Regions from separate parts of the Homo sapiens genome. Here region 1 is linked to region 2. Evidence: read pairs that join two places in POLR2A ChIA-PET (ENCODE). Cell type or tissue: PC-9. All regions are shown on one strand.

The links. Peaks named below come from ENCODE experiments on the same cell type or tissue, not always from the same donor. Only the 100,000 strongest peaks of a DNase experiment are listed, where the experiment ranks them.
Region 1: POLR2A ChIA-PET joins it to region 2 with 10 read pairs; 12 of 35 experiments call an interaction of 5 or more read pairs at or near these places.

What each region holds. Positions count from the first base shown.
Region 1 is chr15:39,119,837-39,122,336 of GRCh38, forward strand. The region is part of intron 1 of LOC105370777 (a long non-coding RNA gene); the gene reads right to left. Among named protein-coding and RNA genes, the nearest start is that of LINC02915, 130 kb to the right of the region's middle. In PC-9, no CTCF peak of the experiment used is centred here; no DNase peak of the experiment used is centred here.
Region 2 is chr15:39,593,698-39,596,197 of GRCh38, forward strand. It overlaps THBS1 (thrombospondin 1), which reads left to right. Exons shown (of 22, transcript NM_003246.4): 20 at 402-499; 21 at 604-743; 22 at 1,665-2,500. The coding sequence ends at 1,672. Among named protein-coding and RNA genes, the nearest start is that of THBS1-IT1, 8.8 kb to the left of the region's middle. RefSeq lists an enhancer at 1-901. In PC-9, no CTCF peak of the experiment used is centred here; a DNase peak (open chromatin) is centred at 1,224.

The sequences.
Region 1 (2,500 bases), 470 kb before region 2:
AGAGCCCAAATAGCCAAAGCAATCCTAAGCAAATACATTATGCAATCTTAAACAATAGAATAAGGCTAGAGTAACCAAAACAGCACGGTATTGATACAACAACAGACACATAAACCAATGTAACAGAATAGAGAACCCAGAAATAAAGCCTCACACCTATAGCCATCTAAGCTTTGACAAGGTTGACAAAAATAAGCAGTGGGGAAAGGAGTTCATATTCAATAAATGGTGCTGAGATAGCTGGCTAGCCATGTGCAGAAGAATGAAACTGGATCCCTACCTTTCATCATATACAAAAATTAAGTCAAGATGAATTAAAGATTTAAATATAAGACATCAAACTATAAGAATCCTAGAAGAACGCCCAATAAACACCATTCTGGAAACTTGCCCTGGAATAGAATTTATGGCTAAGTCTGGAAATGCAACTGCAACAAAAACAAAAATTGACAAATGAGACCTAATTAAACTAAAGAGCTTCGGCATAGCAAAAGAAACTATTAACGGAGTAAACAGACAACCTATGGAATGTGAGAAAATATTTACAAACTACGCATCTGACAAAGATCTAATATCCAGAATCTATAAGGAACTTAAACAAATTTACAAGAGAAAAACAACCCCACTAAAAAGTGGGCAAAGAACATTAACAGACATTTCTCAAAAGAAGACATATAACCTGCCAACAAACATGTGAAAAAAATGCTCCACATCACTAATCGTTAGAGCAATGCAAATCAAAACCACAATGAGATACTATCTCACACCAGGCAGAATAGCTATTATCAAAAAGTCAAAAAACAACAGATATTGGTGATGCTGTGGAGAAAGGGAACACTGTTGGTGGGAATGTAAATTAGTTCAGCCACTGTGGAAAGCAGTTTGGAGATTTCTAAAAGAACTTAAAAACGGAAATCTCATTCAACCTAGCAATCTCATTACTGGATATATACACACACGAAAAACAAATTGTTCTGCCAATAAGACACATGCACTTGCATGTTCATCACAGCACTATTCAGCATAGCAAAGACATGGAATTAACCTAGGTGTCCATCAGTGCTAGACCGGATAAAGAAAATGTGGGATATACATCCCCATAGAATATTATGCATATGCAGCCATAAAAAATAATGAAATCATGCCCTTTGCAGCAACATGGATGCAGCTGGAGCCATTATCCTAAGCAAATTAACACAGGAACAGAAAACCAATCACCACATGTTCTCACTTGTAAGTGGGAGTTAAACACTGGGTACTCAAGGACAGAAAGATGGCAACAGTAGACACAAGGGACTACTAGAGGTGGAAGGGGGAGGGCAAATGTTGAAAAACGAACTGTTGGCTGCTACGCTCCATACTGTGTTCATTTGTACCCCGAACCTCAGCATCCTGCACTGTACCCAGGTAACAAACCTGCACATGTACCCCCTGAAGCTAAAATAAAATTGAAAAAAAAAAGCAACTACAAAAATAGATTATTGGTGATGTGGTAGATGTAGAAGCCAGACTGGGTTGTAATGAATGAGGTTGAATAGTTTTATTTCAGAATCTCAACTTTTCTCCTGCCTCTATGCTTATCTTAGCTGACATTCCTAGCTACAAAACCTAAAGCAAAATCTCATGTGCTATCCCGTTATTAAGGAGCAGGGGGAAATGGAGAGTGTAGCACAGAGGAAAGAGGAGCAACAATGAGGATGTCCTTATGCAAGCTGGTCACTGCTTGGTAACAAGCATCACTGATTGCTTGAATTTAAACAGCTCTAGCAGAGAGACTTTCTGAGAACAGTCTGCCTAGGAGGCAGAAGAGAGAAAAGTCTATTCCACCTTCAAGGGACCTCAGTCTGCTTCAAAGATACCGGGCACTTCCAGGGAGCATCTTTAAGTTCTGCAGGAAAAAGCCAAGGAAGCCAAAGCCCAGAAAAGCAGCTTGGTCAGCGTGCAGTAGCAGTGTCTATCCACCAGCTTGCCTCACACATGGGGCATCTTGACATTTAGTAGGGTGAGGGTGGCAGTGACAACCTGACTCCACAGTCATAGAAACAGCACAGAGCTAGGCAATTGTGCAGATGGAGACAGGGAGGCAGGAAGCACATTCACTGTGTACAGTATAGCATCCCACTCTGGGCCCATGGTTCTACCCGTGAACATGGATGTGCTCTTTGATCAGATCTACTCTTCTTTCTGTGTGCTTCAGCCATGGACATTCATGGCAAAGGAATTATTCTCTTTGCTAAAACAGAGATGCCCAGCTATACCCTATGAGAGCGGGTAATGGGTCAGCCATATACATCATGCTGCCACTAATGAGGAAAGAATCTCCCTCTCAGGAATAATTCTCTTGCGTCCAGACCCCAGAGAAGGCAAATACTTCATCCTCTCACTCCCATTTCAGAAATCATACTTTCTAACATACTGTCTGAGGAGGTACTTTATGAGGCTCCCAAACAATTTTTTTCGAGGGTGGTAAAGTTTGCAGAGAAATTGTATTCCAGGTGGG
Region 2 (2,500 bases):
GAGCTTATGGGTGCCTGACTAGCACTGGGGATGCTGTGCTTTGACCAAGACTCTGACCAGGGAGTCTTAGAAAGTTCCCAGCATCACCAGCTGCAGCATTGAACTCTGCTTTGTAAAAACATAATAGTGTTGAAAAGGGAGCTTGACCAAGAATTGCCCTGCAAATCCTAAGGTGCCTTCAGCCTTTTCAAACAAAAAAACCTCCTTCCCTCCTCTCTGTCTGCTTTATATGTGTGCTCAGTGGCACACAACAAATATGAGAGGACTTGGAAAAATTCCCCATTGCAGCCCTCTAACTTAGATCAGCTCAGTACCTTTCAAGCATTGTTTCTGATGGAATGAAATAGAAATCTTTACCTGAAGGAGCTGTGTTTCAACCTTTCCTTTTCCTTTTCCTTCAGGTGCGCACCCTGTGGCATGACCCTCGTCACATAGGCTGGAAAGATTTCACCGCCTACAGATGGCGTCTCAGCCACAGGCCAAAGACGGGTTTCATTAGGTACGATCATACTGATTCACTTTCACTTACAGTCACACTGAGGGACAAAAAGACAAAAAGTATTAAATAGCATTGTCACTAAACAAGATTTTTTTTCCCTGCAGAGTGGTGATGTATGAAGGGAAGAAAATCATGGCTGACTCAGGACCCATCTATGATAAAACCTATGCTGGTGGTAGACTAGGGTTGTTTGTCTTCTCTCAAGAAATGGTGTTCTTCTCTGACCTGAAATACGAATGTAGAGGTAAGAGCAACATCACCATGAATGTACACTGGACATCTCTATTTCAGACTAATATCAAGGATGACGGTTATGGGGGAGTCCAGTGTAAAGACTGTTTTGGAGACAGGGTTATTTCTATTTTGCTTTTGAGGACACAAGGACAAAAATGGAATAATGCCTAGGCACTGTGGCTTATGAGTTCCTGAGTCCTTAGCTATAATATTAGTTTGCTTAGCAATCTCTGTGCTCCTCATACACAGTGCAAAGGTAAGCTGCAGAAAAGCTCCTATATAATTTGGACTTCATTAATAATACTGTTCTTTACAATTATATATTTATATATCTTACTGCTTATTGTTTTATGCATGCCATCACAGCACGAGTTAGCATTCCCAACTTTTCCCTGTATACAAAGAAGGGAGAGGAATGTTGCTTTCATATTGGCATGTTAAATTAATGTTCACTATTAAACTTAGCATTTTTTTTCCTCATTCTTTTTTACTTAGTCATTACTTAAGCTCGCTGAGTCCAACACTGGCTCTACCACAAAATAAGTGCTTAATATATATTTACTGGGCCAAGGCCAGATACCTAAAAGATCAATGACAGTAGAGAAAGATGGTTGATTTTACTCAAAAAAATCTAAATTATTAATGTAATTTTTGAGTCCAAATTTTTAAAATAAGACTCCCTAAACTGTTAACATTGAAAGCCTTTGGAAAGCATAATATATGTTCTGGAAGGTTCACGCTGTGTCGGTCTCCTAGCATCAATGTCAGCTAATAAAATTAAATGCTAATGTGCTTGAACAACCTTAAAATTAGGCTTTTGTCATTAGAAAAGTAGAGCTATTCCTATGTGGTTAACTTATTAACTAAGATGTCTATGCTTTTATGAATTAGTTTTCATTTGTATATTTATTTATATTTGTTTATTTAACAGATCCCTAATCATCAAATTGTTGATTGAAAGACTGATCATAAACCAATGCTGGTATTGCACCTTCTGGAACTATGGGCTTGAGAAAACCCCCAGGATCACTTCTCCTTGGCTTCCTTCTTTTCTGTGCTTGCATCAGTGTGGACTCCTAGAACGTGCGACCTGCCTCAAGAAAATGCAGTTTTCAAAAACAGACTCAGCATTCAGCCTCCAATGAATAAGACATCTTCCAAGCATATAAACAATTGCTTTGGTTTCCTTTTGAAAAAGCATCTACTTGCTTCAGTTGGGAAGGTGCCCATTCCACTCTGCCTTTGTCACAGAGCAGGGTGCTATTGTGAGGCCATCTCTGAGCAGTGGACTCAAAAGCATTTTCAGGCATGTCAGAGAAGGGAGGACTCACTAGAATTAGCAAACAAAACCACCCTGACATCCTCCTTCAGGAACACGGGGAGCAGAGGCCAAAGCACTAAGGGGAGGGCGCATACCCGAGACGATTGTATGAAGAAAATATGGAGGAACTGTTACATGTTCGGTACTAAGTCATTTTCAGGGGATTGAAAGACTATTGCTGGATTTCATGATGCTGACTGGCGTTAGCTGATTAACCCATGTAAATAGGCACTTAAATAGAAGCAGGAAAGGGAGACAAAGACTGGCTTCTGGACTTCCTCCCTGATCCCCACCCTTACTCATCACCTGCAGTGGCCAGAATTAGGGAATCAGAATCAAACCAGTGTAAGGCAGTGCTGGCTGCCATTGCCTGGTCACATTGAAATTGGTGGCTTCATTCTAGATGTAGCTTGTGCAGATGTAGCAGGAAAATAGGAAAACCTACC